4 separate regions of the Homo sapiens genome follow, and regions 2, 3 and 4 are each linked to region 1. A link is an interaction called in ENCODE POLR2A ChIA-PET data of the cell type or tissue named here. Cell type or tissue: K562. All regions are shown on one strand. Each heading gives the region's core, and the rest is flanking DNA. Links, peaks and the distances in the headings are about the cores only.

The links. ChIA-PET counts read pairs that join two places held together with the same protein. Peaks named below come from ENCODE experiments on the same cell type or tissue, not always from the same donor. Only the 100,000 strongest peaks of a DNase experiment are listed, where the experiment ranks them.
Region 2: POLR2A ChIA-PET joins it to region 1 with 19 read pairs; 11 of 35 experiments call an interaction of 5 or more read pairs at or near these places.
Region 3: POLR2A ChIA-PET joins it to region 1 with 28 read pairs; 22 of 35 experiments call an interaction of 5 or more read pairs at or near these places.
Region 4: POLR2A ChIA-PET joins it to region 1 with 11 read pairs; 20 of 35 experiments call an interaction of 5 or more read pairs at or near these places.

The regions. Positions count from the first base shown.
Region 1 is chr3:196,075,480-196,081,431 of GRCh38, reverse strand. TFRC (transferrin receptor) reads left to right here. Exons shown (of 19, transcript NM_001128148.3): 2 at 4,310-4,368. The coding sequence starts at 4,333. Among named protein-coding and RNA genes, the nearest start is that of TFRC, 3.6 kb to the left of the region's middle. RefSeq lists an enhancer at 591-1,090. In K562, for the core only: no CTCF peak of the experiment used is centred there; a DNase peak (open chromatin) is centred at 2,261; H3K4me3 peaks cover 3,949 bases.
Region 2 is chr3:196,136,765-196,144,907 of GRCh38, reverse strand. It overlaps LINC00885 (long intergenic non-protein coding RNA 885), which reads right to left and starts at 2,272. Exons shown (of 3, transcript NR_034088.1): 1 at 1,908-2,272; 2 at 531-1,002. RefSeq lists enhancers at 4,309-4,368, 4,419-4,468. In K562, for the core only: no CTCF peak of the experiment used is centred there; DNase peaks (open chromatin) are centred at 2,217, 3,687 and 4,517; H3K4me3 peaks cover 2,165 bases.
Region 3 is chr3:196,184,324-196,192,466 of GRCh38, reverse strand. No RefSeq gene overlaps it. Among named protein-coding and RNA genes, the nearest start is that of ZDHHC19, 23 kb to the left of the region's middle. RefSeq lists enhancers at 1-3, 1-28, 989-1,607, 4,704-5,322, 5,323-5,942. In K562, for the core only: no CTCF peak of the experiment used is centred there; no DNase peak of the experiment used is centred there.
Region 4 is chr3:196,193,202-196,201,317 of GRCh38, reverse strand. It overlaps ZDHHC19 (zDHHC palmitoyltransferase 19), which reads left to right. Exons shown (of 8, transcript NM_001039617.2): 6 at 2,444-2,529; 7 at 2,867-3,042; 8 at 3,593-3,866. The coding sequence ends at 3,023. Among named protein-coding and RNA genes, the nearest start is that of ZDHHC19, 14 kb to the left of the region's middle. RefSeq lists enhancers at 2,285-3,230, 4,617-4,716, 4,747-4,816, 6,940-7,069, 7,130-7,259 and a cis regulatory region at 6,872-7,531. In K562, for the core only: a CTCF peak has its summit at 4,521 (motif pointing right); DNase peaks (open chromatin) are centred at 4,567 and 6,504.

The DNA.
Region 1 (5,952 bases), core at 677-4,676:
CTGTCCCCGATTCGGTTACTAGCGTGTTACAGGCATTAATTAGATACGGGTTTCTGTAAACTTACCCTTCGGCTCTGGTACAACCTGATCTTGCCATGCTCTGCCTGTTCGCCTTGTGTGTGGATTCTGTTTTCTCAAGGCAGAATCCGACTGAACGCCGCAGGTGTTCACATTAAGAATATTGCTAGCAGTTCTCACTACAAGACGGGAGCCATAGGAGTGACTTATTTGTGAAAGATACTTGGAGATTAGCGGTGTGGTCAGAGGGCTGTGCTGGATTGATGGGCGCCGGAGAGGCCGATTGTGTCACATTCTGCTGGACAGTTCTTTTAAGGTTGGGAGGGTGGGTAAGAAAATACATTCTGATTCGGCTCTTTTCGGATAACGCTTTCCCTCTGCTTACTGCTTGTAGAGACCTCACTTACCCGGGGGACTGGATTCTGCAGCTTTTTCCATTTTCTTCCCCGTTGATAAGAGGATTAAAGTAGGAAATTGTATTTGGCTACCCCATGCTTATATGCTAAGCTTACTGTGAAAATTAAGGTTAGGCTGTCTAGAGTACTTGTGGACCCTGCTGGTTCCCCCCGCCCCCCGGCCCTGAATTTTGGGTTACAATATGCTTCTCAAGAAAACTCAGAGTTAAGATAATTTTTGTCATCGATTTTGCAAGGTTATATATAGCATAGCATCCTTCAATTTCCTTTGGATGTTCTTATCAAGTAATGGTGGCTGTAAACCTAGCCTGTGTTGAAGATTGTTAGATAGACAGCAGTTTGGCTAACTCCGCCCTAAGGCGAGGCAGTTACTTGCCTCTGATAATGTATTTAAATGTCATGGAGCAAGATTCCCAGCTAAACCTGAATCGATCACAATGCTAGTTAAAAATGACCCTCGGCTGGGCGCATTGGCTCCCGCCTGTAATCCCAGCACTTTGGGAGGCCAAGGCAGGCGGATCACCTAAGGTCAGGAGTTCGAGTCCAGTCTGACTAACATGGTGAAATCCTGTCTCTACTAAAAACACAAAAATTAGCCGGGCATGGTGGCTCACGTCTGTAATTCCAGCACTTTGGGAGGCCGAGGCAGGTGGATCACTTGTGGTGAGGAGTTCGAGACTAGCCTGGCCAACATGGTGAAACCCCGTCTCTACGAAAAATACAAAAATTAGCTGGGCATGGTGGTGCACACCTGTAATCCCAGCCACTCAGGAGGCTGAGGCTCGAGAGTCGCTTTAACCTGGGAGGCAGAGGTTGTAGTGAGCTGAGATCGTGCTACTGCACTCCAGCCTGCGCGACAGCGAGATGCCATCTCAAAAACAACAACAAAAAAACTCCCTACTAAACCAGAAGAGTGATGGGGACGGGAAAAGATTCCTGGTCCAATGTTTTCATTATATTTTTCATATCATTTGGAATCTCATGCATCAGGCATGCCCCAGTACTGTTAAAGACAATATTTTTACTCATTATCAGGTAGTTCAATACCAGTTATTACAGGATAGGGAAGTCAGTCAGAGAAGGCTTCATAGAGATGAAGCCTTGAGCTGAGCCTGGAAGAAATGAGGAGGACCTCAAGGAACAGAGAAGAATGTTGGTGGGTAAAAACAGGGGCTGGATTCTGTCTGATTTTGGAGAAAATAGAGGGTAGTGAAGTTGTTAGGCAGTGAATGTGTTCCATTTCATGGTTCAAAACGTGGGGCTACGTTTTGCCTACCTGAGCTTCATTATTAATGTGAGAAATTGAATTGTTGTTTTCAGTCACCATTGAGAACACCAAAGATAACACAAGTAGCTTAGATTATTATTTATTTATTTATTTTTGACAGAGTTTCACGCTTGTTGCCCAGGCTGTAGTGCAATGGTGTGATCTCGGCTCCCTGCAACCTCCACCTCCCCCAGGTTCAAGTGATTCTCCTGCCTCAGCCTCCCCAGTAGCTGGGATTACAGGCATGCGCCACCATGCCCGGCTAATTTTGTATTTTTTTGGTAGAGATGGGATTTCTCCATGTTTGGTCAGGCTAGTCTCAAACTCTCAACCTCAGGTGATCTGCTCGCCTCGGCCTCCCAAAGTGTTGCTGGGATTACAGGCGTGAGCCACCATGCCCGGCCATCGCTTTGTGTTCTTAAAATTAATTTAAAACAAGAAAACTTGAGGAATGATGGTTCAGATGAGTGTTAAAACTTGCAAGATGTTTTTTCCTAGAAAAGGATGATTAAAATTGGTTCAGGGTGGGGCCTTCCAGTTCTGGCTCTAATGATTGGGTCCTTACTGTTCTGGTGGAGTGGTAGTGATAAGCTTTTTGTAACAGAAGGGGCAAAAGATTGTGCTTCTGGCTGGGCGCAGTGGCTCACGCCTTCGATTTCCTTGGGATGTTCTTATCAAGTAACTAATCTTAGCACTTTGGGAGGCCAGGTGGGTGGATCACCCTAGGTCAGAAGTTCCAGACCAGCCTGGCCAACGTGGTAAAATCCCGTCTCTACTAAAAATACAAAAATTAGCTGGGCATGGTGGTGGGCACCTGTAATCCCAGCTACTCGGAGTCTGAGGTGGGAAAATGGCTTGAACCCGGGAGGGGGAGGTTGCAGTGAGCCGAGATCCTGCCATTGCACTCCAGCCTAGGCAACAAGACCGAAACTCTGTCTCAAGAAAAAAAAAAAGATTATGCTTCTAAGAATATGGTCTATTGCATATGGACACTGGTTTTTAAAGCTTGAATTTAAAAAGAATTTTTTGTAATAGGTTTTAGAGCTTTTTCTTTTTCTTTTTTATTATTTTTTTGAGATGGAGTTTCACTCCGTCACCCAGGCTGGAGTGCAGTGGTGCCATCTCGGCTCACTGCAACCTCCACCTCCCGGGTTCAAGCGATTCTCCTGCCTCAGCCTCCCCAGTAGCTGGGATTACAGGTGCCCACCACCACGCCCATCTAATTTTTGTATTTTTAGTAGAGATGGGGTTTCACCACCTTGGCCAGGCTGGTCTCAAACTCCTGACCTCGTGATCCACCTGCCTCGGCCTCCCAAAGTGTTGGGATTACAGGCATGAGCCACCGTGCCTGGCCAGAAAGCTTTTTCTTAATGCCAGTTATAATACCCTTTGCTTTACAATTTGCGTATACCTCACAGCTTGCTTTGTGCCGTGTGTGTTTAATATGCCCTAAGTGTACTCGTATATAGGAAAAGCTTTAAAATGGTATCCAATAAATGTCCATTTTGCAAATCTCAGGATAATGTCATTTTCAAGTATCTAGATGCCCTCAAACCAAATTAACTGGAAAATTCAGATTTCAGTTAAGGCCTTTAACTTAACTTAGGACTTTGATTACAGAGATGTATTTTGCTTTGACAAAAGTTAAGGTTAATGTCTTAAATTTCCAGAGATGATAACACAATTTCTATAACCCAGTAACCCATTTAACTTCGCTTAGATTATCAATTTTCAGCCTTGAACAGGCCACTTAGTTTCTCTAATAACTGGCCTCTTCATCTGTAAAACAGCGTAATCTGTGTTTCATGTTTCTTCTTGTGTCAAAGATCGAATCACTTGTAGGAACTATTCATTCAGTCAGGATCAGTATTTCTTCCCCTTCCCATTGGAGATGGTTTGTGGTATTTGTAGCATAACTGGTCTTGTCTGCCTTAGTCTTAATTTTGTCTTTTTGTATGTGTCACTTTCTTTTTTTTTTGAGACAGAGTTTTGCTCTTGTTTTCCAGGCTGGAGTGCAGTGGCGCGATCTTGGCTCACTGCAAGCTCCACCTCCTGGGTTCACGCCATTCTCCTGCCTCAGGCTCCCGAGTGGCTGGGATTACAGGCGCCCACCACCACGTCCGGCTAATTTTTGTATTTTTAGTAGAGACAGGGTTTCTCCATGTTGGCCAGGCTGGTCTTGAACTCCTGACCTCAGGTGATCCACCCATCTCAGCCTCCCAAAGTGCTAGGATTACAGGTGTGAGCCACCCCGCCCAGCAGTATGTGTCACTTTTGTCTACTCAGAACATAGTGGTTCGTACTTATAATTGCAGCACTTTGGGAGGCCAAGGTGGGAGGATTGTTTGAGGCCAGGAGTTCAAGACCAGCCTGGGCAACATAGGGTGACCTTGTCTCTACAAAAAGAAAAAAAAAGAATTATGTATATAACAAACTTTAAAAAGGATCCCACTTAATTTAGTTGTCATGTAAACTATGGTTAAATACCTTTTCTAGAAAAGTGATAATGTATTTTAAAAATTTAATGTATCATTTAGCCTGGTAATAGAAAGCTCACTAATCTGATACAGTAGTATCTTTCTCAATAATTCTCTATTCTGATACCTAGGTTCTTCTGTGTGGCAGTTCAGAATGATGGATCAAGCTAGATCAGCATTCTCTAACTTGGTAAGATATTTTCAGTTGTATTTCTGTGTCTGCAAGAATGTGAAATATACAAGCATGACTTTAACTGAGTAAGCATGAAATAATAACCCCAATCTATTATCAGGTATTCATTTACATTTGAATTGGTAGTCTTGAGGCATAACTGATCTCACAAAGAGTTCAGCCTTCAGTAGGGTTAATTATGGAAAGTCTTGGAAGAATTCTCAGAGTGGTTCTGGGTGTGGTAGACGGGGACAGCTTAGTAGATAAGACGAATTAAAGCCCTGATCAAAATGTTTTAGTAGGAGAAGTAAAAAGCAAAGGCTTGCGGGGCGCTGTGGCTCACGCCTGTAATCCCAGCACTTTGGGAGGCTGAGGTGGGTGGATCACCTGTGGTCAGGAGTTCAAGACCAGCCTGACCAACATGGTGAAACTCGGTCTCTACTAAAAATACAAAAAAAAAAAAAATTAGCTGAGTGTCATGGCGCATGCCTGTAGTCCCAGCTACTTGGGAGGCTGAGGCAGGAGAATTGCTTGAACCCGGGAGGCGGAGGTTGCAATGAGCTGAGATCACGCCATTGCACTCCAGCCTGGGCAACAGAGTGAGACTCCGTCTCAAAAAAAAAAAAAAAAGCAAAGGCTGAATGAGGCCAAGTGTGGTGGCTCACTCCCGCAATCCCAGCAGTTTGGGAGGTGAGGCAGGAGGATCACTTGAGGAGTTTGAGACTTGCCTGGGCAACATAGCAAGCCCATCTCTATTAAAAAAAAAATGAAATTTTAAGAAACATTGAGTAGACAGTATGAGTGAAAGCTGAAAGAACATACAAAAAAAACAGCCATCCAGGCCATGACGAGAAGGAGCCTAACTCTTAACACTCTGTCTAGACCTCAATTCTCTCTTATTTGTATTTATTTATTTATTTATTTTTATTTTATTTTTTGAGATGGAGTCTCAGCCTGGGCTCTGTTGCCCAGGTTGGAATGCAGTGTGCAATCTTAGCTCACTGTAACCTCCGCCTCCTGAGTTCAAGCGATTCTCCTGCCTCAGCCTCCTGGGTGGCTGAGATTACAGGCGTGCGACACCATGCCCAGCTAGTGGTTTTTTTTTTTTTGAATTTTTAGTGAGAGGGGATTTCACCATGTTGGTCAGGCTTGTCTCAAACTTCTGACCATAAATGATCTGTGTGCCTCGGCCCCCCCCAGAGTGCTGGGATTACAGGCATGAGCCACTGTGTCTGGTCTATTCTCTCTTTTCTGTCTTCTATCTTATGCTTAGTCAGAATTTCTGCTTATTTATAACTTTGTTTTATTCTTGCTCCCTTGCTCCCACCAACATCATGGTCTGGGTTACTGCATAGTATCCTGAACTGATTTGTGCCCCTAGTCCCAGCTACTCAGGAGGCTGAGGTGGGGGAATCAGTAGAGCCCAGGATTTTGAGGCTGCAGTGAGCTGTGATCACACCACTGTACTCCATCCTGGGAGAGAGAGGGAGACCTTGTCTCAAAAAAAAAAAAAAATTTACAAAAAGGGAGAGACTGACTGAGAAGACCAGTGTGAACTAGCCCTTGACTGGGCCCAGGGAAGAATGTTGGTTTGAAAGGAGA
Region 2 (8,143 bases), core at 2,189-6,188, 62 kb before region 1:
AGTATTAGAACACCCTCGGTAGCGAGTGCTGAGAGGGCCAGACACGGTGGCTCATGCCTGTCGTCCCAGCACTTTGGGAGGCCGAGGCAGGAGGATCACCTGAGGCTAGGAGTTCACAACCAGCCTGGGTAACATAGTGAGATCCTGTCTCCCCGTCGAAATTTTTTTGATTAAAAAAAAAAAAAGCGCTGAGAGAGGAAATCCCAGGCTGTTGCAGGCATATGAGAGAAAAACACCAGCCTCTGCCCGAGGACGCATGAGAGAAAAACACCAGCCTCTGCCCGAGGACGCATGAGAGAAAAACACCAGCCTCTGCCCGAGGAGACCAATGAGGGTTTCCCAGAGGAAGCAGCTCTGGGTTGAGACTTAACAGATGAGAAGATATCCCAGGGGGCCAGGGGGTATAAGAGCATCCCAGGGAAAGGGAAAGCAAAAGACGGAAGTGTGGGTTCAGGGGGCAGCAGCACGGGCAGAGCCTGGGGCAGAGGGTGACAGGAAGGTGGGGGAGAGCTAGCTCCGGGAGGACTCACCTGCTGTCCTCAGGTGTTGGTGCTTTATCTTGGAGGCACTGGGAAGCCGTGGCCAGGGTTAAGGGGGTGAGATGCCAGGACTGTGCTTTAGTGCTCTCTGCAGTTACTGGCTGGGTAGAGGAGACCGAGGAGCAGAGGTGGGAGGCCGGAGACCAGGGAGGAGGCTGTGGCAGGCATCCAGGTCAATGCTGGGGGGCTGGTCTGGGCAGGAGCAGAGGGAGAGGGAAAGAGGAGATAATTGGGAGGTCGATGTGAACAATGGGGCTTCTACAGTGCCGGCCCAGAGGGATGAAGTAGTTCGTGGGGTAGGCGAAGGGAGGCAGGGAGAGGGAGGGCCAACTGTGTGAATGGAGGGAGCGGCCCAGGGCAGCTCAGCGAGGCCCGTTGGCTGCACAGGCAGGTGGTGAGCGGGCGGGGTCTTGCTCCTTGCGGGGTGCGAAAGTTGGCAGGGTTGGGTGGTAACCTTGGGAACCTGAGAAGAAAGGTCAGGGTGGAGATGTCAGCCGCCATTTTGGCCCCAGGAGGTCCATCCCTATGCCCGGTTGATTGCTCTGCTTTGTGAACACAACCATGGCTCAGCCGCAGACCCAGGATTAGAACTCTACAAAAAGGGCTTCTTGGCTTGTTGTGGTGGCTCAGGCCTGTAATCCCAACACTTTGGGAGGCCAAGGCGGGTGGATCACCTGAGGTCAAGAGTTTGAGACCAGCCTATCCAACATGGTGAAACCCCGTCTCTACTAAAAATACAACAATTAGCCGGGTGTGGTGGCGGGTGTCTGTAATCCCAGCTACTCCGGAGGCTGATGCAAGAGAATTTCTTGAACCTGGGAGGTGGGGGTTGCAGTGAGCCGATATCACGCCACAGCACTCCAGCCTGGGTGACAGAGCAAGACTCCGTCTCAAAAAAAAAAAAAAAAAAAAAAAAAAAAAAAAAAAAGAGGCTTCTTGAACACTCCCCTCGAACCTACCCCGGCGGCCTCCAGAGCTCCGCCCATCCTCGCCCTTCAAAGTTAGTGGAAGCCCTCAAGGCCTTGAACTAACTGCTCGCTGCTGACCTGCCGGCCTCGTTGCCCTCCTTCTCTCTGTGGCTGTGGGCAAGTGACTCACTTCTTAGTCTTCTCTCTTGGAAAACCGGCGGCTGGACCAGCTGCTCCCCGTGGTCCCTGCCAGCGCTGGCTCGCCGGGATTCCATCTCCCCACCCTCTCTGGGTTCTCCACGCTCTGGGCTGTCATTGCAGCGTGGATCGTAATGCACGTAATGCAGTGTGACATGCATTCCAGCACCCTGATGGCCATGGGCTCTCCCTCGGCTCAGGCCCGCCCTGGGGAGCTGCGGAGGCTGTGTTGAGCTCAGCTCCTCATCTTAATTCTGCAAACCTGTTTTGAGGTCTGGTCTGGTTCCCAGCTGAGCACTCAGGTACTGTGGGTGGGGTCTCTTGGCCTGGGGTCTGCCCGGCGCACCATGAATCATCAGCCAGACAGGGTCTTTCAGAAGCGGGACTGTCCATCCCTGTTCTCCAGGCATGATCATGTCTGTTCATCAGAGATCATCTTTACGGAGGTAGAGAAGAGCTTCCGTCTCCGGGGTCACGTGTTGTACTTTGCACATCCTCCGTGGTGAGGTTCTTTTCTAGATCTAGCCCAAATCTTCAAGAAGGCTTAAAACAAAGCTGCATTTTAAGGGCTTCTGGGTGGAGGAATCAGATTAGATCCATTCTGCTCAGCTTTCTCTCACCAGAAGTGGGGGCTCCGCCCTCTGAGTGGGAAGGGACCCATTCCTTTCACTTCCCCGCTCCCTGGCTAGGTCAGCCCACACCTGGCTTGGGCCAGAGCTGCAGTTGCTGTTGGCACCCAAATGGTCTGAGGCTGTTAGGTAACAGGTCTTGGCCAGACATTCTGGTTCCGCAGGTACAGCCTACAAGTTAAAAATTGTTCTAAAAATGCAGGGCAAGCTGTCTAAACACACACAGGCCTGGGGAGGGGGGAGGTTGTGGGACAGAGGCCATAGTCAGTGGAGGGATGTGTTTTCCACAGGGACTCTGGGCTCAGAGCCCTGACTCCAAACCAAGCATCAAACTCAGGGAAGAGTGGCCCAGACCTGCTGCAGGGACGAGGGGCCCAGACCCGCTGCAGGGACGAGGGGCCCAGACCCGCTGCAGGGACGAGGGGCCCAGACCTGCTGCAGGGACGAGGGGCCCAGACCCGCTGCCCAGAGATAGGATTTGCAGCCCAACCCCCTCTTAGCTTCCCTCATTTCCCTCCCTTCCCTCCCTCCCTCTCTCTCTCTCTTTTCTTTCCTTCCTTCCTTCTTTCCTCTCTCTCTCTCTTTCTCTCTCTCTCTCTTTCGAAGGACTCTCACTCTGTCACCCAGGCTGGAGTACAGTGGCATGATCTCGGCTCACTGCAAACTCTGCCTCCCAGGGTCAAGTGAATCTCCTGCCTCACTCTCCCGAGTAGCTGGGATAACAGGCATGTACCACCACGCCCAGCTAATTTTTTTGTATTGTTAGTAGAAACAGGGTTTCACCATGTTGGCTAGGCTGGTCTTGAACTCATGACCTTAAATGATCTGCCCACCTTGGCCTCCCAAAGTGCTGGGATTACGGGCGTGAGCCACCACGCGGCTAGTCTTGCTCTTTGTTATTTTGATGTCTTTCCTCCAGTTCCATGCTTTTAGGCATCTCTAACCTTCCCCTTCTTCTTTCCTCTTTCCCCTCTTCTTTCGTTTCCTCTTTTCTCTCCCTTGCCCCTACTCCTCTCTACCCACTAGGTAAGGGGATGTGTTTTTCTTTTTCCCCTCCTTAAACTCAGCCCCCACCTTAAGCCTCTGGAAATCAGCCTGGTAGTGGGAGGCAGCCTCGGGCCCCTCCATCTGTGACCTTGGGGAATTCCTGTCACCTCTCTGGGCCTCTGTCAAATGGGGACAATAATACCCATTTGATCCTCTGCCTCACAGAATGGCTGGGAACATCAAAAGAGGTCAGTTGGTTCATTTGTTCCATATTTATTTAAGCACGTGCAATTTAGCCAGGCACTGTGGTGGGTTCTGGGGTCCATAGCAGGAGTGAAAGACATGTGCAGACTGTCCCTAAATCCGCTCATCCGAAAACCACAGAGGGCTTCGAAAAAGACAAACTCCTTCCCTCCCCCAGATCATCCGGGTGGGACTCTGCAGAGTCGGGCAAAGCAGGTGGGGGCGGCGTCTGTGTTTTGTTGGGTTTTCCTGTGACTTGGAGTCACACTCTGTCACCGAGGCTGGAGTGCAGTGCTGCAACCTCTGTCTGCCTTCTGGGCTCAAGTGATCCTCCCACCTCAGCCTCCCAAGTAGCTGAGACCACCACAAGCACCACTGCACCTAGCTAATTTTGTTGTATTTTTAGTAGAGACGGGGCCTCGCCGTGTTGCCCAGGCTGATCTTGAACTCCTGGGCTTAAGGGATCCTCCCTGCCTCGGCCTCCCAAAGTGCTGGGATTGTAGGCATGAGCCACGGCGGCCAGCCTGATGTCTGAGTGTTTTTGTTTTGTTTTTTTTTTTTTGAGATGGAGTTTTGCTCTTGTTGCCCAGGCTGGAGTGCAGTGGTGTGATCTCGGTTCACTGCAACCTCTGCCTCCCGGGTTCAAGCGATTCCCCTGCCTCAGTCTCCCAAGTAGCTGGGATTACAGACGCATGACATGATGCCAGGCTAGTTTTTTGTATTTTTAGTAGAAATGGGGTTTCACCATGTTGGCCAGGCTGGTCTCGAACCCCTAACCTCAGGTGATCCACCCATCTTGGCCTCCCAAAGTGCTGGGATTATAGGCGTGAGCCACCGTGCCTGGTGGATGTCTGTTTTTATAGCTCTGCAAGTGAGCCAGGCTCCCGGGCGTGGAAACAGTGTGTGCCTGAGTGAAGGAGGACAGGCTGGCAGGGCGACCGAGTCGGCCCAGGGAACCATTAGACGGGCAGAGGTGGGGGGCGGGGGAGTAAGTGGGAGAAGCCGGGGACAGGAAGCAGAGGGGTTTTCCTCCTGCCCCTTGCTGGGTCGGCCCACGCACATCTGTGTCTAGGCTGGCTAGAGATTGAAGGCCTGTGATGGATTCTCTTAAAGAGTGATAAAAGTACCACAAGGGAAACAGAATAGCTCTAACCATTTCTTCATGATAGGGGCTTTCTCCCCTCAGGTATATTTTATAGGATATTTTCCTCAAAGATTAGCCTTTCCTTATTTGTTTTGTCTAGAGGGCGATCCTAAAAGTGGGCCTAGGTTTTCCATGTCGTTTTTGGTGTGTGTAAATTTTTAAAAACAGGTTTTGCTCATTTCTTTAAATATTGGTGTGATATTTCATGTTTGTAAAGCAGTCACTAAGTTTGACTGCCTGGAAATTTTAATGTATGCTCGTTAAGAAATGATGGTCGGGCGCCGTGGCTCAGGACTGTAAACCCAGCACTTTGGGAGGCCGAGGTAGGTGGATCACTTGACGTCAGGAGTTCGAGACCAGCCTGGCAAACATGGTGAAACCCCGTCTCTACTAAAAATACAAAAATTAGCCGGGGATGGTGGTGGGCACCTGTAATCCCAGCTACTTGGGAGGCTGAGGCGGGAGAATCACTTGAACCCAGGAGGCAGAGGTTGCAGTGAGCTGAGATCGCTCTACTGTATTCCAGCCTGGGGGGCAGGGTGAGACTCTGTCTCAAAAAAAAAGAAAAAAGAAAAAAGAAATGAGCAGTAACAACAACAAAAATCCTTAATGCCTCCAACCTTGATGGTTTAGAAAGGTCTTTTAAAGTTTTTATTGGCTGGGCATGGTGGCTCATGACTACAGTCTGAGGTGGGAGGCTGGGGTGGGAGGATCGCTTGAGCCTCGGAGGTTGAGGCTGCAGTGAGTCGTGATGGCACCACTGCACTCCTGCCTGGGCAACAGAGTGACACCCTGTCTTTACAGAAAATAACAATTAGCCGAATATTGCGATGCGTGCTTACAATCCCAGCTATTCAGGAGGCTGAGGTGGGAGGATCTCTTGAGCCTGTGAGGTTGAGGCTGCAGTGAGCCGAGATCATGCCATTGTACTCCAGCCTGGGTGACAGAGTGAGAGCCTGTCTCAGAAAAAAACAAAAAACCGAAGAAAAATGTTAACAGTGAGTTTGTTTTTCATGTGATAATGATTTGAATACTCAGGCACTGTTGATAGCAAGGGCGGGAAGAAAACAGTAAAATTCCTTCCTGAGGGAGTTCACATTCCAGTTGGGGAGAGGTAAGAAGCCAAGATGACCAGATACCTAAGAACGCGTTTAGCGTGGCAGGTCGTGATGAAATGCTAAGGAGGAAAAACAAAGCAGGAGTGAGGAGTATGAAAGTCAGCCAAGGAGATGGGATTGGAATTTTAGGCAAGCTAAGCCTGGGAGTCCTCCTGAGAAGATAACTTTTAAACGTAAGTCACAGAAAACTTCAAATGTACGTAAAAGTAGAGAGAACAATGAAATGAATACTCATATATCCATCATCTAGTATCAACAAATACTGCCAATTTGGTTTTATCTAATTTTCCCCAATCATTTATTTATTTTTGTGTGTGTGCTGGAGTTTTTAAAAGCAAAGCCAAGACGTCACATGAATTTTCCTGTAAATATTCCAGTGAGCATGTAAACTGATAAGGGATTTTGAAAACATACATCTACCCTGCTATTACGCCCTCAACAAAACTAACAAAAATTCCTCAGTATCATCCAACAACCAGTCCATATCTTCATTTCCCAATAGGGTCAAATTATCTTTTCACAGCTGGTTTTGAAACAGGATAATAACACCAGGCACAGCGGCTCATGCCAGAGGATCGTTGAGCCCAGGAGCTCAAGGCTGCTGGGAACCACACTCACAACACTCCAGCTTGGGGGACGGTGCCAGACCCTGTCTCAAAAACAGACAGACAAACAGGATAATAAAGGTTAATTTTAAGTGGTGGCATATATTTTATGACTTTTTCTCTATTTTTCAGATTTTCTACCATAAACATGTATTGCTTTTATAACTTTTTAAAAATATAATTTTGAAAAAGAAAAAGATTTGGAGGAAGAGCTTGCAGCAAATAATGACAAAAGACAAGGTTCATAAATAGCTAATAAGACTGATAAGCTAGGCCAGGTATGGTAGCTCAGACCTGTAATCCCAGCACTTTGGGAGGCTGAAGTGGGAGGATCAACTTGAGCTCAGGAGTTTGAGGCCAGACTGGGCAACATAATGAGACCTCGTCTCTACTAAACATTTTTTTTTTTTTTTGGGGACGGAGTTTTGCTCTTGTTGCCCAGGCTGGAGTGCAGTGGTGTGATCTTGGCTCACTACAACCTCTGCCTCCCGGGTTCAAGCAATTCTCCTGCCTCAGCCTCCCAAGTAGCTGGGACTACAGGCATGTGCCACCATGCTCAGCTAATTTTTGTATTTTTAGTAGAAACAGGTTTTCACCATGTTGGCCAGGATGGTCTCGATCTCCTGACCTTATGATCTGCCCGCCTCAGCCTCCCAAAGTGCTGGGATTACAGGCGTGAGCCACCATGCCTGGCCACATTTTTTTTTTAAATTACCTAGGCCTGGTGACACATGCCTGTAGTCCTAGTTACCCAGAAGGCTAAGGTAGGAGGATTACTTGAGCCTGAGAGATCAAGGCTGCGGTGAGCTGAGATCGCACCGTAGCACTCCATCCTGGCAACAGAACCAGACCCTGTCTCAAACAAAAACAAAAACTGATAATGAGCAAAAAATATGAACTAAATTTTATTCGAGAGGAAGTTCAACAGTGAATAACACCACACTGTACCAGATGAAACTGACAAGATGCAACCATATCAACAGCACAAAAGCCCGTGCCGAGTTGGTTGGAAGGTACTCACATGCTGCTAGAAAAGTGTAAATTATTCCACTCTGGGGAGCAATGTAGCCATAAAGAATTTGGGGCCGGGTGCGGTGGCTCACGCCTATAATCCCAGCACTTTGGGAGGCCAACACAGGTGGATCGCTTGAGGCCAGGAGTTCGAGACCAGCCTGACCAACATGGTGAAACCGTTTATCTGGTAAAAATACAAAAATTAGCTGGGTGTGAAGGCACATGCCTGTGGTCCCAGCTACTCAGGAGGCTGAAGCATGAGAATCGCTTGAACCCAGGAGGTGGAGGTTGCAGTGAGCCGAGATCACTCCACTGCACATCAGCCTGGGCAATACACTGAGACTCCGTCTCAAAAATAAGTAAGTAAATAAATTAAAATTATGTATAAATATGTTGTCCTTCAACAGCAAAAAGAAGAAAATATCCAGCAAGAGAATAATGAAGAAATAACTGATGGCGCATCAGCTTGGTGGCATATCAGGTTGCCATTAAAAATTCTACTTATGGGCCAGGCGCAGTGGCTCACGCCTGTCATCCAGCACTTTGGAAAGCCGAGGCAGGTGGATCACCTGAGGCCAGGAGTCTGAGACCAGCCTGGCCAATATGGCGAAACCCTGTCTGTACTAAAAATACAAAAATTAGATGGGCATGGGGTGGTGCACGCCTGTAGTTCCAGCTACTGGGAGGCTGAGGCAGGAGAATCCCTTGAACCCGGGAGGCGGAGGTGGCAGTGAGCCGAGATTGCGCCATTGCCCTCC
Region 3 (8,143 bases), core at 1,260-5,259, 110 kb before region 1:
AAACTGGGGATTCCCAAAGTGGAAGGGGCCCTGCTGAACAGCCAGCCACCTCCCTCACTTCTCAGCAAGAAGAAAACCAAGGCGGTGGGGGACGCAAGGCGGGGCTTCCCCAAGATCACACAGCTGAGCAGAGGCCAGGCCAGGGGGTCCCTGATCTGCCACCTGAGTCCTGGGCCCTTCCTGCCACCCCACGGAGAGGAGACGCCTGGGTCAGAGGCCCGGCCTGTCAACAGGAAGGGCACGTTCTTCCTCCTAAAGGCCTAGTGATCTGACTCCAGTGTAGCAATGACAGCAATGACAACACAGTTGAATGCTAATGGAGGTCCAGGCCTGGGGAAGCACTCGGCCTGCGTTTGCTCACTTAGTCCTCAGCCTCCTGAATGAGGCGCTGCTGTTACTCTTGTGGGTGTCTCGGGCCTGCAAAGACCAGGTGTGCTGGGCTGGGGGCTTCAGGACTACTGTTTTTTATTTTTATTTTTTTATTTTTTTGAGACGGAGTCTCGCTCTGTCGCCCAGGCTGGAGTGCGGTGGTGCGATCTCGGCTCACTGCAGCCTCTGCCTCCCGGGTTCACGCCATTCTCCTGCCTCGGCCTCCCGAGTAGCTGGGACTACAGGCGCCCGCCACCACGCCCGGACAATCTTTTGTATTTTTAGTAGAGACGGGGTTTCACCGTGTTGGCCAGGATGGTCTCGATCTCCTGACCTCGTGATCCACCCGCCTCGGCCTCCCAAAGTGCTGGGATTACAGGCGTGAGCCGCCGCGCCCGGCCCATTCAGAGCTACTCTTGCACTGATCTCCTGCGATTCCTTGACTGAGTGACCAGGGAGGAAGGTCCATGGTCTGAGGACAAGTCCTGAGGTGAACAGGGCTCCAGGCAGGATTTATTCCATGGCCCATTAGTATCCTTTGGCTGAACCTGAGTCATGCTGAACCTCATCTGTCCCCGAGTAGTGGTGGAGGCATGAGGTCAGCAAGTGAAAGCACTGACCCCTGGGCAGGGCCCTGGGCTGTCTGGGCTGGGAGACTCCCCCAGTCAGATTTAGCTCCTAGATGCCTGTTCCTCAGCCCCTAATGGGAGTGGAAAGATCCCTCCTGCCTGCCTTTTCCTGGCAGGGCAGTAAGCGGCTGTGTAGGGAGCACAGGCCGGGCATCCGGAGAGCTGGGTGGACAGGTGGCTCTGCTGCCAGCTGGATGTGTGGCCCTGGATGAAGCCCCGACCTCTCAGAGCTGCTCCGATCTCAACGTGAAGTTGAAACCAAACTCCATGCCCGGCCGACCTCACAGTGCGCTTGTAGGATCAGAAGGGTACATGATGGGCCGGGCATGGTGGCTCATGCCTGTAATCCCAGCGCTTTGGGAGGCCGAGGTGGGCGGATCACCTGAGGTCAGGAGTTCAAGACCAGCCCGGCCAACATAGCGAAACCCTGTCTCTACAAAAAATACAAAAATTAGCCGGGTGTGGTGGCGCACACCTGTAGTCCCAGAGGCTGAGGCAGGAGAATTCCTTGAGATACGGAAGTGGAGGTTGCCGTGAGCCAAGATCGCGTCATTACACTCCAGCCTGGGCGACAGAAGAAGAAAGAAGAAGAAGAAGAGGAGGAGGAGGAAAAAGAAGAAGAAGAAAAGACGAAAAAGAAGAAGAAAAAGAAGAAAAAGAAGGGAGAACCTTCATGGACTTGTATTCCTTTTCTTAGGCCAGGTCCAGGTGGGTGTGCGGTGGTTGTAAAGGAAACAGTGAGAGGGTCTGACTCAGGCGTGGGGACCTGGAGGGAGAAATTCCCTTTCTCTTCTGTCTCCATTTTCTCTCCTTGGGCCCTGAGCCTTTTGCAGGCTCTGAATTTAGATTATCTGGGGGGTGGGGGTGGTGGCTCATGCCTGTAGTCCCAGCACTTTGGGAGGCCGAGGCAAGTGGGTCATGTGAGTCCAGGAGTTCGAGACTAGCCTGGGCAATATATTGAGACCCTGTCCCTATATAATAAAATAAAAAATTAAATTAAACAGGGCATTGGGAAATGGTCAAGTCCGAGGATGGGCCACCTCATTCTGACTCCCAGGCAGACGGCCCGGCTCACCTTTCTTGGGTGACCTTCTCAGCTCCCTCTCTTCCCCACCAAGTATCTATCCCTAGGGGAAGGAGCTGGCCAGACTTGGATTTGGGGCAGAGATGGGGCCCCCTCTGCTCCCAGCTGGCGGCATAGTCTGTTAGCCACCCACAGCCCCCGGCCTCAGAGTGCCCTGGAGTAGAAGCCTCTGGAAGGCCTCAAGGCCTGGTGGTGCCCAGCTCACTCTGAGCCTTTGGTGGGGGCCTGGGCTGCTGGCCCAGCTTGGCCAGGAAGCTCCGGCTGCCTTGCGCCCAATCCAGGCCAGAGAGTAAAGGGGGTTTGTTCCTGAAGCGGAGACCAGAAGTAGGCACACACAGCGCTCTTTGCTTTGGAGTAGAAGACTTTAAAGATTTGTTTTCTTTAAACATCCTGCTGCAGGAAAGAGAAGCTGAAAACCAAACATTCCTAAAACATGGATTTCAGGAGCAATTTGTTTGGTTTCCGTCCCACCCTGTTTCTGCTCAGGGGGGTGTCAGGCACTTGTCCCTGAGGTTGGGTGGAGGGTCCACGCCCTTCCAGGCTCACCCGTCCAGCCTCGGCAGCAGGTCTCCTCCGGCACCAGATCTAGCCTGAGGGCCCCTGGTCGTGGCCCGGCCCTGAGCTTGGTCCCAGGGGAGGGTTTGTACGCATCCACGTCAAGGGAAAAAGGAGGCCACTTTTCCTTTACATTAGCTGCACCTGGCACTGTTGACCACACCCTCTTTCTTGAAACCTCTTTTACTCTGGCCTGAGGAATCAGACATACTTCTTTTGTTGTTATTGCTGTTTTTGAGACAGAGTCTCGCTCTGTCACCCTGGCTGGAGTGCGGTGGCGCGATCTCGGCTCACTGCAGCCTCCGCCTCCCGGGTTCAAGCGATTCTCCTGCCTCAGCCTTCTGAGTTGCTGGGATTACAGGCGCCCGCCACCACACCCGGCTAATTTTTGTATTTTAAGTAGAGACGGGTTTTCACCATGTTGGCCAGGCTGCTCTTGAACTCCTGACCTCAGGTGATCCGCCCGCCTCGGACTTCCAAAGTGCTGGGATTACAGGCGTGAGCCACCGCACCCTGCCAAGGGATCAGACACACTTCTGACCCTCCTGACTCTTGGCTGCTCTTCCCCTCAGCCCCTACCATGAATCTTCTAGGTCCGTCCTTGGTCCTCATGCTCCTGCTACTGGGGAACCAGTGAGGTTCAGCATGACTCAACCTGCTTTTGGAGAAGTCACTCATTCCCTTGGCTTCAGCAGTGCTGGGCCTGCCAAGCCTCCATCTCCAGGCCCTCGGGCCCTCCCAGCAGCCCAGGCCTTGTGCCTTCATTTTCTATGATTGAATTTGAATTATTCCCTGGGGGCTCCCAGGTGTTTAATGTCTTTCCACGTCCCAATACCGGGAGAGAGGAAGCAAAGGTGAGAGGAGCCACAGAGAAGGAGGAACACCTGCTTGTGTGCAGGCAGTTGAGCAGGGCGGGGGGCCCTGGCTTCACAGGGAGGGTATCTGGGTGCCCCAGACCCGTCCCAAGCTTGGGGCTGGGATAAAAAATTCCAAAGGGCTGGGCGTGGTGGCTCACGCCTGTAATCCCAGCACTTTGGGAGGCCAAGGCGGGCGGATCCCCTGAGGTCAGGAGTTCGAGACCAGCCTGGCCAACATGGTGAAACCCCGTCTCTACTAAAGATACAAAAATTAGCCGGGCGTGGTGGCACGTGCCTGTAGTCCCAGCTACTTGGGAGGCTGAGGCAGGAGAATCGCTTGGACCCAGGAGGCAGAGGTTGAGCCAAAATTACACTACTATACTCCAGCCTGGGCAACAGAGTGAGACTCCATCTGGAAAAAAAAAAAAAAAAGTCCAAAGTGTGCCCCAAAGCTAGCCCCAACCAAGAGCGGGGCAGGAATTAGAGGGGCCCTCAAGCAGCCTCACTGGCCTCCTTGCCCCTGGGTGCCCTGATCCAGTGGTCCTGGTAGGAGGGTCCTAGGGGAGGGGGCGTTGAGAGGTGCTGGCATCCAGGGAGGAGCTGGTAATAAGATTGGGGCCTGAATGGGATGATAGAAATAAGAATTCACCTGTTCACACATTTAACAAACACTAAGTAGCCACACCATATCCAAGAGGCAAGGAAATAACTTTTTAAAGAGAATGTATTCATGCATAGTATAATTAGGTATTAATTTAAAATTACAGCCAGGCACAATGGCTCACACCTGTGATCCCAGCACTTTGGGAAGCCGAGATGAAAGGATTGCTTGAGCCCAGGAGTTTGAGACCTGCCTGGGCAACACAGTGGCTCGCCCTATCTCTACAAAAAAATAGAAAAAAGTTAGCCAGGCATGGGGATGCACACCTATAGTCCCAGCTATTCAGGAGGCTGAGGGGGGAGGATCACTTGAGCCCAGGAAGTAGAGGCTGCAGTGAGCTTTAATTTCGCCACTACACTCCAGCCTGGACAACAGAACGAAACCCCGTCTCAAAAATAAAATGAAAAAATAAAAAAAATAAAATAGAATTGCATGTAGGCTGGGTGCAGTGGCTCACACCTGCAATCCCAACTCTTTGGGAGGCTGAGGTGGGAGGATCATTTGAGCAAGGGAATTTTAAAGCAGCCTGGGCTTTGTTGTGAGCAAGACCCCATTTCTACAAAAAATCATATTAGCTAAGTATGGTGGCACATGCCTGCCTGTAGTAGTCCCAGCTACTTGGGAGGCTGAGGCAGGAGAATCGCTTGAGCCCAGGAGGTGGAGGTTGCAGTGAGCCATGATCATGCCACTGCACTCCAGCCTGGCTGACAGAGTGAGACCCTGTTTCAAAAAAAATAAAATAAAATAAAAATAAAACATTTTAAAATAAAATTGCATATATGTATTTTTAAAAGACTAGAGGCAAATTCATCAAATGCTCTTGGTGGCCGAGCGAGCGTTTTCCCGTTGGGGGGTCCTGGCTGTGGGTCTGGGTGGCAGGTCCCCTGCATTCTGGGCCCAGCTTCCCCTGCCTCGCCACGTGACTACAAAAAGCCCTTTTCCTCTGTGGGCCTGTTTCCTTATGTGTAAAATGAAAGCATGGAACCAGAAGATCTACGGCTCTTTCCAGCTCTGAGTTACACGAGGATACTCGGGACTAAGGATTTACACAGAGCTGCACTGGCATGGCGGGGACTGCCCATCCCGCTGCGGGCCTTGCCACTCACACCCTTAATACGACCACAGCCCCTCTCCTGGCAGGCTCCACGGAGGGGAGGAAGCGGCCGCCTGCCACCTGCCCAGCTGTCAGGCTCTGATCTCAAATTAGAATTAGGCCTCTCATCTCTGCTCTGTTTTGAATCTGAGAGGCCTCCCCCGCCCTTCAGCTGCAGCCTTGTGACCAGGAACAGAGCATTCTCTGCGGCCTGGAGGTCTTCATCAGGGAAGGGGGAAGCCACCCAGGCAGGCGGCTTGTATTGATTACATGTGTCCCCGCCCCTACGCCCCGAAGCCAGACACTGTGCTTGTGAGTTGTTACCTAGGTGATATTCATTCTCCGCTGCATCCCTGGGCAGGAAGCGGGATGCTCGCCTCTGTGGCAGGCGGAGGAGGTGAGGCTCAGCGAGGAGAAGGACACGGGGACGGCTGCAGGGTGGGAACCAGCTCTCTCTGCATCGCAGTTGAGAGCAGCTGGAGCTCATTGTCTCTCCCAAGGACCGAGGGGGATTTCCAGCTGCTGAGCTGCTTGCCAGGGACTTGCTTTTTTCTTTCACAGCTTCCCTGTTTGGTCTGCAAATTCTGTCCTTTTTTCCCCAAGCCTGGTCCCAACTAGGTGATGCCTCCTCCCCTCTTTTTTCTTCTTTAAATTCCAGAACAGGAGAGTGGGGGCAATTCTGTCCATTCTTCCATCCGGCCTCAGATTTTCAGGCAGGTATTCAAGATATTAAATAAAAAGTCAGCCGGATGCAGTGGCTCACACCTGTAATCCCAGCACTTTGGGAGGCCAAGGCAGGTGGACCATTTAAGGCCAGGAGCTTGAGACCAGCTTGGCCAACATGGTGAAACCCTGTCTCTGCTAAAAGTACAAAAATTAGCCGGGCGTCGTGACAGGTGCTTGTAGTCCCAGCTGCTTGGGAGGCTGAGGCAGGAGAATCGCTTGAACCTGGGAGGTGGAGGTTGCAGTGAGCCGAGATCGTGCCACTGTGCTCCAGCCTGGGTGACAGAGCAAGACTCTGTCTCAAAAAAAAAAAAAGTAATTTCTTATCAAATGCTATTGCTTTTCTATTTTGACCATTGATGTTGTAATAATATTTGTCAGCTGTTCATTACACTTGTTCAGAAATTCTGGAGTGTTGTGGGTTAACTGGCCCTTGATGGACAAGCCCCAATATCTAAATAAAATAACATTGTTGCAGTGGGAAAATGTGTTTTGACTATACCTTGGAATATAACTTAGTTGGAAATTGGGGCTGCCATAATTTTTACATTTTTAAAATTTTTTTATATTTTTGAGATAGAGTTTCCCTTTGTTGCCCAGGCTGGAGTGCAGTGGCATGATCTCGGCTCACTGCAACCTCCACCTCCCAGGTTCAAGCGATTCTCCTGCCTCAGCCTCCCGAGTAGCTGGAATTACAGGCGTCTGCCACCACGTCCGGCTAATTTCTTGTATTTTTAGTAGAGATGGGGTTTCACCATGTTGGCCAGGCTGGTCTCGAACTCCTGACCTCAGGTGACCCGTCTGCCTCTGCCTCCCAAAGTGCTGGGATTACAGGCGTGAGCCACCACACCTGGCCTTAATTCTTAACAAATTCAAATCAGCTACATCTTGGGTAGGATTCTTCCCCTTGTTTACCTGGCCAGTAGTCCGCAGCTTACGGGCTGTCCCAGGCATGAAGTGGGGTAAGGTCTGGGGCTGTGGCAGTGCATGAGAGGTGCTCAGTAATACCCCCTTGCTGCCCCCCACCCCGGACTGTGCTGAGCGCTCATGTCTCAGTCTTGAAACCCCAGTTTCCTCATCTGTGAACTAGGGTGACTGTCCTGGAGTTGCCTTGCCTGCCTCCTAGGAGGGCTGGGAGATACTGAGCAGGGAGTGGGAAGGACTTTCTATGCTGAAGACACAGAGTACAATTTACTAAACACAGGGCCCACAGCTCCTCTGGATTAATCTGTTTTCGAAGAGAGATGTCTCCAGCCCCCAAGTCCTGGAATCTTTGTAGAGGGTCAGCTCTGAGCTCATGGAGCCAGACCCTGCCCACCCAGCTCTAGAGGCTGCAGTTGCAGTGAGAAACGAATCCGCCCTCACCTCCTTCGCCTGCAGCCAGCCCCCCAGCACTCCGGTCTCAGGTGCTGGCGGGCGGGAGGTGAGGGCTGTGACGGTGGCACGAACGTGGCACTCCCGGGTGAGCGAACGCCACTTTGCTTCGGGTCCTAGGGTTCCTTGTCCCTGGTGTTCCTCCCTTTGTCTCCTGTACTCTGGGGGTGGAGGGCCTTGATCCTGGCTTCCCAGGTGGCTGGTGACTCCCCTAGGATGGACGTTTCCCATGGCCTGCAGTCACCACCCACCTACCTTGGACAGGGGCAGGTGCAGGGCTGCCCCTCTGCTATGCGGGGTTTCCAGTGCATAATAGCCTCTGGCCATGGCCTGGCAGCCGCCCCCCACCCCATTCCCCGCCCAGAGGACTTTCTATTTTAATAGTTAAGCATTTATTTAATGAGTATTAGGAAAAAATAGAGCTAACTCAAAAGAGGCCTGGACTAGAATGGAAGGATTTGGAGACAGTTTATTTATTTATTTATTTATTTATTTATTTATTTATTTTATTATTATTATTATTTTAGAGATGAAGGGCTTGCTCCCAGGCCGGAATGTGAAGGAGAGACCATGGCTCCCTGCAGCCTCCACCTCCCAGGCTCAAGCCATCCTCCTGTCTCAGCCTCCAGAGCAACTAGGACTACAGGTGCACCACCCTGCCCAACTGATTTGTTTAATTTTAATTTTTTTGTAGAGAGGGGGTTTTCATCATGTTGCCCAGGCCAGTCTTGAACTCCTGGCCTCAAGCAATCCTTCCACTTTGACCTCCCAAAGTGCTGGAATTACAGGCCTAGGCCA
Region 4 (8,116 bases), core at 2,619-6,618, 120 kb before region 1:
GAGGTGGGCGGATCATGAGGTCAGGAGTTCGAGACTGGCCAACACAGTGAAACCCCGTCTCTACTAAAAATACAAAAATTAGCTGGGCGTGATGGTGGGTGCCTGTAATCCCAGCTACTTGGGAGGCTGAAGCAGAAGAATCGCTTGAACCCGGGAGGCGGAGGTTGCAGTGAGCCAAGATCGTGCCACTGCACTCCAGCCTGGGCGACACAGTGAGACTCCGTCTCAAAAAAAAGAAAAATGTATGGGTCAGTCTTATGAATTTATTAAAGATCATCATTCCTTTAAGCATTTTTCTATGCCTCATATACAATCAACATTTTTCTATACCTTATATACATCTAATAAATAAAAATTTATTTCCCTAATGCCGGGTACAGTGACTCACACCTGTAATCCCAGCCCTTTGAAAGGCTGAGGTGGGAAGATCGCTTGAGGCCAGGAGTTCAAGACCAGCCTGGGCAACATAGCCAGACCCCATTCCTGCAAAAAAAATTAAAAATTGGCTGGGCATAGTGGTGCATGCCTGTAGTCTCAGCTACTTGGGAGACAGAGGTGGGAGGATCCCTTGAGCCCAGGAGTTTGAATTTGTGAGGACCTATGATCACTGCACTCCAGCCTGGGCAACAAGAGCAAAACTGCGTCTAAAAAAAAAAAAAAAAAAGGCCAGGCGTGGTGGCTCACGCTTGTAATCCCAGCACTTTGGGAGGCCAAGGTGGGCGGATCACGAGGTCAGGAGATCGAGACCATCCTGGCTAACACGGTGAAACCCCGTCTCTACTAAAAATACAAAAAATTAGCTGGGCGTGGTGGCGAGCACCTGTAATCCCAGCTACTTGGGAGGCTGAGGCAGGAGAATGGCGTGAACCTGGGAGGCGGAGCTTGCAGTGAGCTGAGATCGCGCCACTGCACTCCAGCCTGGGTGACAGAGCAAGACTCCATCTCAAAAAAAAAAAAATTATATATATATATACATATATATATATATATCCCTAAATTTTAAAATTCTGTCAATATATTTTTATTAGATTTTAGTTTTTCTAGAGACAGGGTCCCACTCTGTCATTCAGGCTGGAGTGCAGTGGCGTAATCATAGCTCACTGCAGCCTCGAACTCCTAGGCTCAAGGGATCCTCTCATCCCAGCCTCCCAAGAAGCTGAGACTACAGGTGCACAATGCCACAGCCACCTATTTTTATTTTTTTAGAGATGAAAGTCTCAGGCTGGTCTTGAACTTCTGGGGTCAAGAGATCCTCCCTTCTCCACCTCCCAAAACACTCGGATTACAGGTGCCAATCACCATGCCTGGCCCAAATTCCATAAATTTAATCAAAATCTTCTAAATGACTAATACAATACCAGTTTCTTTTTTCTGAGCCAGAGTGTCGCTCTGTCGCCCAGGCTGGAGTGCAGTGGCATGATCTCGGCTCACTGCAACCTCCGCCTCCCGGGTTCAAGCGATTCTTCTGTCTCAGCCTCCCGAGTAGCTGGGATCACAGGCACCCGCCACCACGCCTGGCTAATTTTTTGTATTTTTAGTAGAGATGGGGTTTCACCATGTTGGCCAGGCTGGTCTCAAACTCCTGACCTCAAGTGATCCACCTGCCTCGGCCTCCCAAAGTGCAGGGATTACAGGCGTGAGCCATCTCACCCGGCCAATACGTTTCTTTTACATGCTTTAAATACCTTAAAGTAGGCAGAATCTCAAATAGTGCAAGGATGCGTATTGCCCTATGGCAACAGTGAGTGGCGACAGTGAGCTGTTATGGAGCTGTCCAGACTTTTCCTCCCTCCAGTGAGTGCCAGCTGTCCTTGCATGGAGTCCTGGTTCCTTTGGTGGAGAATGGTGTTGAAAATCTCAGCCTTTGCGGCGGAGAGCGGGGACATGGGACACAGGGGAGTTGGTGGTGGGCAGAGATGCTGCTGGGCCACTTTCAGTGACAAAACATGACAGCAAAGGCTCTTGAAGTCAGGTGAGGCCCAGCCTGCCCTGTGGCGGAGAGGGAGTTTGGGAGGGGGTGAGGTGGATGGGTAGAGTGAGTGGGCGAAGGGGAGAGAGGAGGGAGAGAACCTGATCAAGGTCAAGAGTGCCCAGGGGACGACTTGGCCTTTACCGCATTGCGTGTTCAAGGCTTTTAGCCCAGATTTTCCTGGGCCATGTGATCATGGTTAGGGAAATACGACTGGGCCTTGCTCAACTGACCTTCCAGACAGTGACATTCAGTATCTGGAAGGAGGTAGCAGGAGGATGTGTGTGGCCAGTGGAGACCAAGAGGAGGAGGATGGGGCAGTGGTGGGGAGGTCCTTCAGTCTCCTGGCCTCCAGCTTGCTGGTGCCCTGGGCTGAGCCCTGGCTAGCTGACCAGCTCAGGGAGGGCCACTGGGCGATGGCCCAGCCATTCCTGCTGGTTCTGAGCTCCTCTTCCGGTTTCCATCCCCGACCAGTGCAGACACCTTCAGGGATACAACCCCTTCGACCAGGGCTGTGCCAGCAACTGGTATTTAACAATTTGTGCACCACTGGGACCCAAGTGAGTTGGCAAGCCAGAGGCCCAACTGGTGAACCCTGGGGGTGGGGCAGAGGTGGGTTCACCCTGGCTCCTTACCACAGCCCCAGGCCCTTACACTCACTGTTCCTGCTCCTCTGGGGTTTTCTCCAGGGCACTGGGAGCTCTGGGGCCTCCCTACGTCCTTGGCTCTGTGTGTTCCTGCCCCACTATGGCATACAGGGCTGCTGCATCCTGGATGAGGCTGGCCTCAGCTTCCTGCAGAGCTAAGCCCTGGGCCGTGTGCTTCCCAAGCTGAGGCGGGCAGGGGAGCCGGACCAGGGAGGACGGTGGCCCCTGCATCTGGCCTGCTGCTCCCCAGGTACATGGCTGAAGCTGTCCAGCTGCAGAGAGTGGTGGGGCCTGACTGGACATCCATGCCGAATCTGCACCCTCCAATGTCCCCCTCTGCTCTCAACCCCCCAGCCCCAACCTCTGGGTCCCTACAAAGCAGGGAAGGGACCCCCGGGGCGTGGTGAGGCTGCAGCTCTCCAGGAGGTAAGAAGCGTGTGTGTGCGTGGGTGTCTGTGCGTGTCGGGAGGGGGGTGTCTGCAGGTTGTGAGGGTGTGGGGGGAGGCCCCTGAGGTTTGGCTGACCCTGAAGCTGGAGCGCTCCGAGCTTGGGGGGAGGAGGGTTCTACACTGGAGGGGCGTTGGAAGCAGGGCCCAGGCCTCTAGAATACACCCAGGAGTCCCTGGAGTCACAAAGACAAATGGAGGATGACTCCCCCACTACATGTGCTGATGGGCCTCAGGCCAGTCACCTACTCGCAGGACTGAGATGAGTCTCGTGGTTTATAATTTGGCCAGGGGGTGCGGGTGGCGGGAGACTCTTTTATTTAAAGGAAACATTGACTCGAAGCCCCGTGAGACATGGAGGTGGAGCATCAGGAGGCCACCGTGGGGCTGGGCAACCCCTGCGCCCCGGGGCCTCTGCAGCACATTCTGTGGGGCCAGCCCGCTCCCTTTGCCTCCAGGAGCAGGAGACCTGGCACGAGCTGCGGGGCGGGGTCTTGTTGAGAGCACTCATGCCCCTGTTCTGTGTTTAGTTCCACACGGGCCCAGTGCTGCCCCTGCTGCTGCAGGAGCCCCCAGGCGAGGTTCGGCCTTCCTCTCGCCCCTGTGCACCCGGAGATGCCCACAGCACCAGCACCTGAGCTCACCTCCGAACCCGCCTCCTGAACCCGCCTCCTGAACCTGCCTCCTTACCTCCCACTTCCTGAGCCCTGAGTGGAAGCCTTTCTGTGCCTTGCCCTTTGCCCACTCCCCTGGTGGGACTGCCAAGACCCTCAATGCCCATTAAATACTCTTGCCTGCCTCTTACAACTGTCACGCTGCGCATGTCCGTCCTGGGTGAGGGCTTGGAGGAGGCTCTAATGGGCCGGGACAAAGACCTTCCGGGATGGAGGACCCAGGATCTGTGGAGGCCTGAGTTCAGGACCTGACACCACCTGGCTCTGTGACCTTGGACAAGACACCTAACATTTCTCTCCTCCTTAAAATTGGGCAACAATAGGCTGGGCGTGGTGGCTCACGCCTGTAATCCCAGCACTTTGGGAGGCCGGAGGCCACCTGAGGTCAGGAGTTCGAGACCAGCCTGGCCAACATAGTGAAACCCTGTCTCTAGTAAAAAATACAGAAACTAGCTGGGCTTGGTGGTACATGCCTGTAGTCCCAGCTACTAGGGAGGCTGAGGCAGGAGAATTGCTTGAACCCGGCAGTTGGAGGATGCAGTGAGCCAAGACCACACCATTGCACTCCAGCCTGGGTGACAGAGTGAGACTCTGTCTCAAAAAAAAAAAAAGGGCAACAACAACAACAGACAATAATAATAATAATAATAATTGCAGCAGTTGACTGGCCTAGCTCCCAGCTAGGGCTGGAGATGATGGAAGAGGAAAATCCACCAATGTCGGGGTGTCCGAGGTTGGGGAGCACCTGGCCTCTGCCCGGCCACACCTTTGTCTGGCTGCAGGGGGCGCTCGCAGCCCAGGGATTCACCAGGCCTGGCCTGGTCCAGCCCTGCCTCTCTGGAGCCTCTGGGGTGGGGTTAGGGCTGGCCTTACCATTTCTGGGGCCCTGAGGCTGGGAGTGGCCCCCTCCTGCCTGCCGCGTCCTGGGGAAGTGGAGGGGTGGGGGCGTTCTCCACCACGGCCCAGCCTTGCATCTTTCCTGCAGCTGTGTCTCACCCTGGTCCCTCTTTCCTGGTGGGAGGTCAGGAGCTGGTTCTGGTCTTGCCCCTGGGGTGGTCCCAGGCCCCACAAGTCTTCAGGCCCCTGGGGTTGGGGGGGTCGGGGGGACACATCTAACTGTGGCTCTGCTAGCGGCCAGAATGTGACCGTGGGACTGGGAATAATGCATCTTTCTGGAAGGCTGGCAGAGGCCGGAATGAGGTGTTTCATGCAAAACATCGGGACACAGGTACACGGTAGGCACACAGTGAGCGCGGTCAGTGTCATCATGATGATTTTCTCCACCACGCAGCTGACACACCACCCAGAGCTTCTCCAAGGACCACCTTCGAGACTGACCTGGGCCCCTTTCTTCAGGGAAGTCCCTTCTGCCAGGCTCTTCTGGCTCAGCCTTTCCGTGTCAGGGGAGGGTGGGAATTTTTATCAGGTGTTCCAGTGATTCTGCCACCTGGAGCGTCAAAATGGGCCCAAGTCACACTGTTTGCTTCCTGCCACCTTCGTATCCGGGTGAAACCAGGGTGTGGAGGAGGGTGGGGGCAGAAGGATGTCACCCAAGGGTTCAGATGAGCCACCCCCAGGTGCCGCGGAGGTGTGTGTGTCTGTGTGCTGGGGTGTGAGCGCATTCTCAGGGGGACGCTGGCCCAGCCCCTGTCCTCTCTACCGCTGGTGATGCAGGACGTCCCTCCAGATCTCCAGCCCAATGGGTCCTGCCACAACCGACCCTGCAGGCTTCAGACCCTTCCCTGTGCAGGCCCAGCCTCACCCACCTGCCTGGCATGGGCCACGGGGGAGGGGGTCCAGGAGCCTGGGCCAAGGCCGGGATGTGAATTATGGAACTGGCTGGTTGAAGAAGTGGTGCCTGCCTGGAGTCCCAGCCCACAGGGGCAAAGAAGCCCAGGCCCAGTATCTGGGGAGGCCCTGACCTTCCTCTGCCACCCTGTCCCTTAGTTCAGGACGGCACCTACTGGTCCTCGCCTCCAGGTATGCAGGGGACACACTCAGCCTCAGGCAGGGGCCTTTCAAGCCTTAAGCCAGCTGTGAGTCATTTCCCCTCACACGCTGGGCCTCAATTTCCCCACTGGGCAGACATAATTTTCCTCATAGTGTCAAAGGAGACCATGAACCCTCTGAGGGCAATGGCCTCCTGCTCTAAATGTGGATTCTAGGTCTCTCTGTCCCTCCCAGCCTGGGATTTCTTTTTTTTTTTTTGGAGACGGAGTCTTGCTCTGTCGCCCAGGCTGGAGTGCAGTGGTGCGATCTCGGCTCACCGCAGCCTCCTCCTCCTGGATTCAACTGATTCTCGTGCCTCAGCTTCCTGAGTAGCTGGAATTACAGGTGTGCACCACCATATCCAGCTAATTTTTGTAGTTGTAGTAGAGACAGAGTTTCACCATGTTAGCCAAGCTGGTCTCAAACTCCTGGGTTCAAGTGATAAGCCCACCTCAGCCTCCCAAAGGGCTGGGAATACAGGCATAAGCCACGGCGCCCGGCCCCAGCCTAGGATTTCTAAGGTTTCTTCAGGAAAGTCACTTGGATCAGGCCCCTTGGCTCCTGGAGGGTTAAGTGAGACTTAGACTGTCCCTTCCTTTGACTCCCCACCACTCCACACTCTCCCCCCTAAGCCAGGGGACCCCTCCGGGATTCTTTGCAGCCGGGCTGAGAGGCCTCGGTTCAGCTGCACCCACTTTTCCTTTCTGCCCCTTCCTTGTTTCTGTGGAATGTACCCTTGATTCTCAGATGCACCCCACCCAGTCCTTGACCCACTGATAAGGGGAGGGGTGTTATCAGAGCCCAGTTACAGGGCCTACTGTCTATACGCCCAGGAAGCCCTGCCATCTCTGCCTTCTGTGGGCTGGAGCCAAGGAGTGACCCCAGGCCTGCAAAGCCGCCAGGTGCCTGACTGTCTAGGGCTCCTCTGAGAGGTCCCCAGCTGGCCCCTAGGACCTGAAGAAAGGGGTTAGACCCTGGGATGGGGTGCCCAGGGCAGCGACCTCCCATCTCCACGCCTTTCCTCCATGGGCCTTCTGGAAGGCTCACAAGCTTCATGGGCATGTGGGGTGGGGCTCAGCCCCATCATTCCTCTCTGTGCCCAACTAGTGTGCTGTGGAGAAGTCACTGTCCTGTGCGTAGCCTCAGCTTCCTCGTCTGTAGGACTGACAGTCATAGCCACCTCCCAGGGATCACAGGATCCTAACTCTCTAGGAGAGGAAGGGACCCGGGCTGCCTCATCCAGCTGCCCCCGACCCCCAATTTCATAAGCAGGGACTCTGGGGCCCGGAGAGGGAAGTGGTTGCATCAGATCACACGGTGCAGCCAGTCTGGTGACTCTCGGGTTCCCAGGCCGCTGCCCCATCCCTGGTCCTGGGCCATTCCAGAGGAGACAGGCTTGGCTGGCAACCCCAGGGCTCTGCTCTCCAGCCCCTGTGCCTCAGAGCTGGGCTGGGCTGGGCACAGGCCCAGGGAACTGATAAGAAGGTTTAACTCTCTTCAGCCCTGTGCTGCCGGTGATAATGACCCCCTCCGCTGCCTCCCACTCAGCCCTGCCCTGCTCTGCCCTGCTCTGCCCTGCTCTGCCCTGACCCTTGGGTGGGGGCCCTGCAGGTGGCTGAGGGTGGAGCAGGGCAGGGACAGATGGGGGAAGGGGAGGTCACCGCACTGCAGGATCCAGGGCCCAGAATCCTAGTACCTCAAAGGACACAGGCACCTTGCTGGCTCTCATGGGCAGCTGGGCACAGTGCCTGACACCCATGCTCCATCTGGGTCTGACTCCCTTCTCTTTAGTTCTTAGCATGCAGAGGAATGGCTGGAGGGAAGCAGCCCAGCGGCTGAGGGCTCGCCAGAACTCCTGTACTAACAAACCCTCGATGGAGCCCTGCCTGGGCCAGGGCCTGTGCTCAGTGTCCAGGCTGCCTCCTTCAATCCTCACGACTGCTCTATGGAACTGTTATTCTAGTTTCTGAGGTGAGGAAACCAGCATGGAGCAAACAAGCAACTCCCCAAGAGGCAGAAGTGCAGCCCCTGTGACTCGTAGCCACCACGAGGTGTGTCTGTGGGCAGTTTCCACATTTTATTTCAACGTGGGGTCACAGTTAAGACGCGGGCTCTGAAGGTGGGCTGCCTGGTTTCTCCCCCTGTAATGTAAGATTAATAATTGTATCTCTAGAAGAAAACACACACACACACACACACACAAGTCGTATCTCATCGTGTGGTTATGACATGGCTTACCTAGTGCATGGAAAGAGCTTGGCACAAACCCCCACACATGACAGGTGCTTCGCAGAGGAAGCAGTGACCATCATAGCCCGATAAAGGAGGCAGGAGGCAGACCAGGCCTTGGGATGCCAGTTACCATGACAACAGCCTCTGACTCCTGTCCGG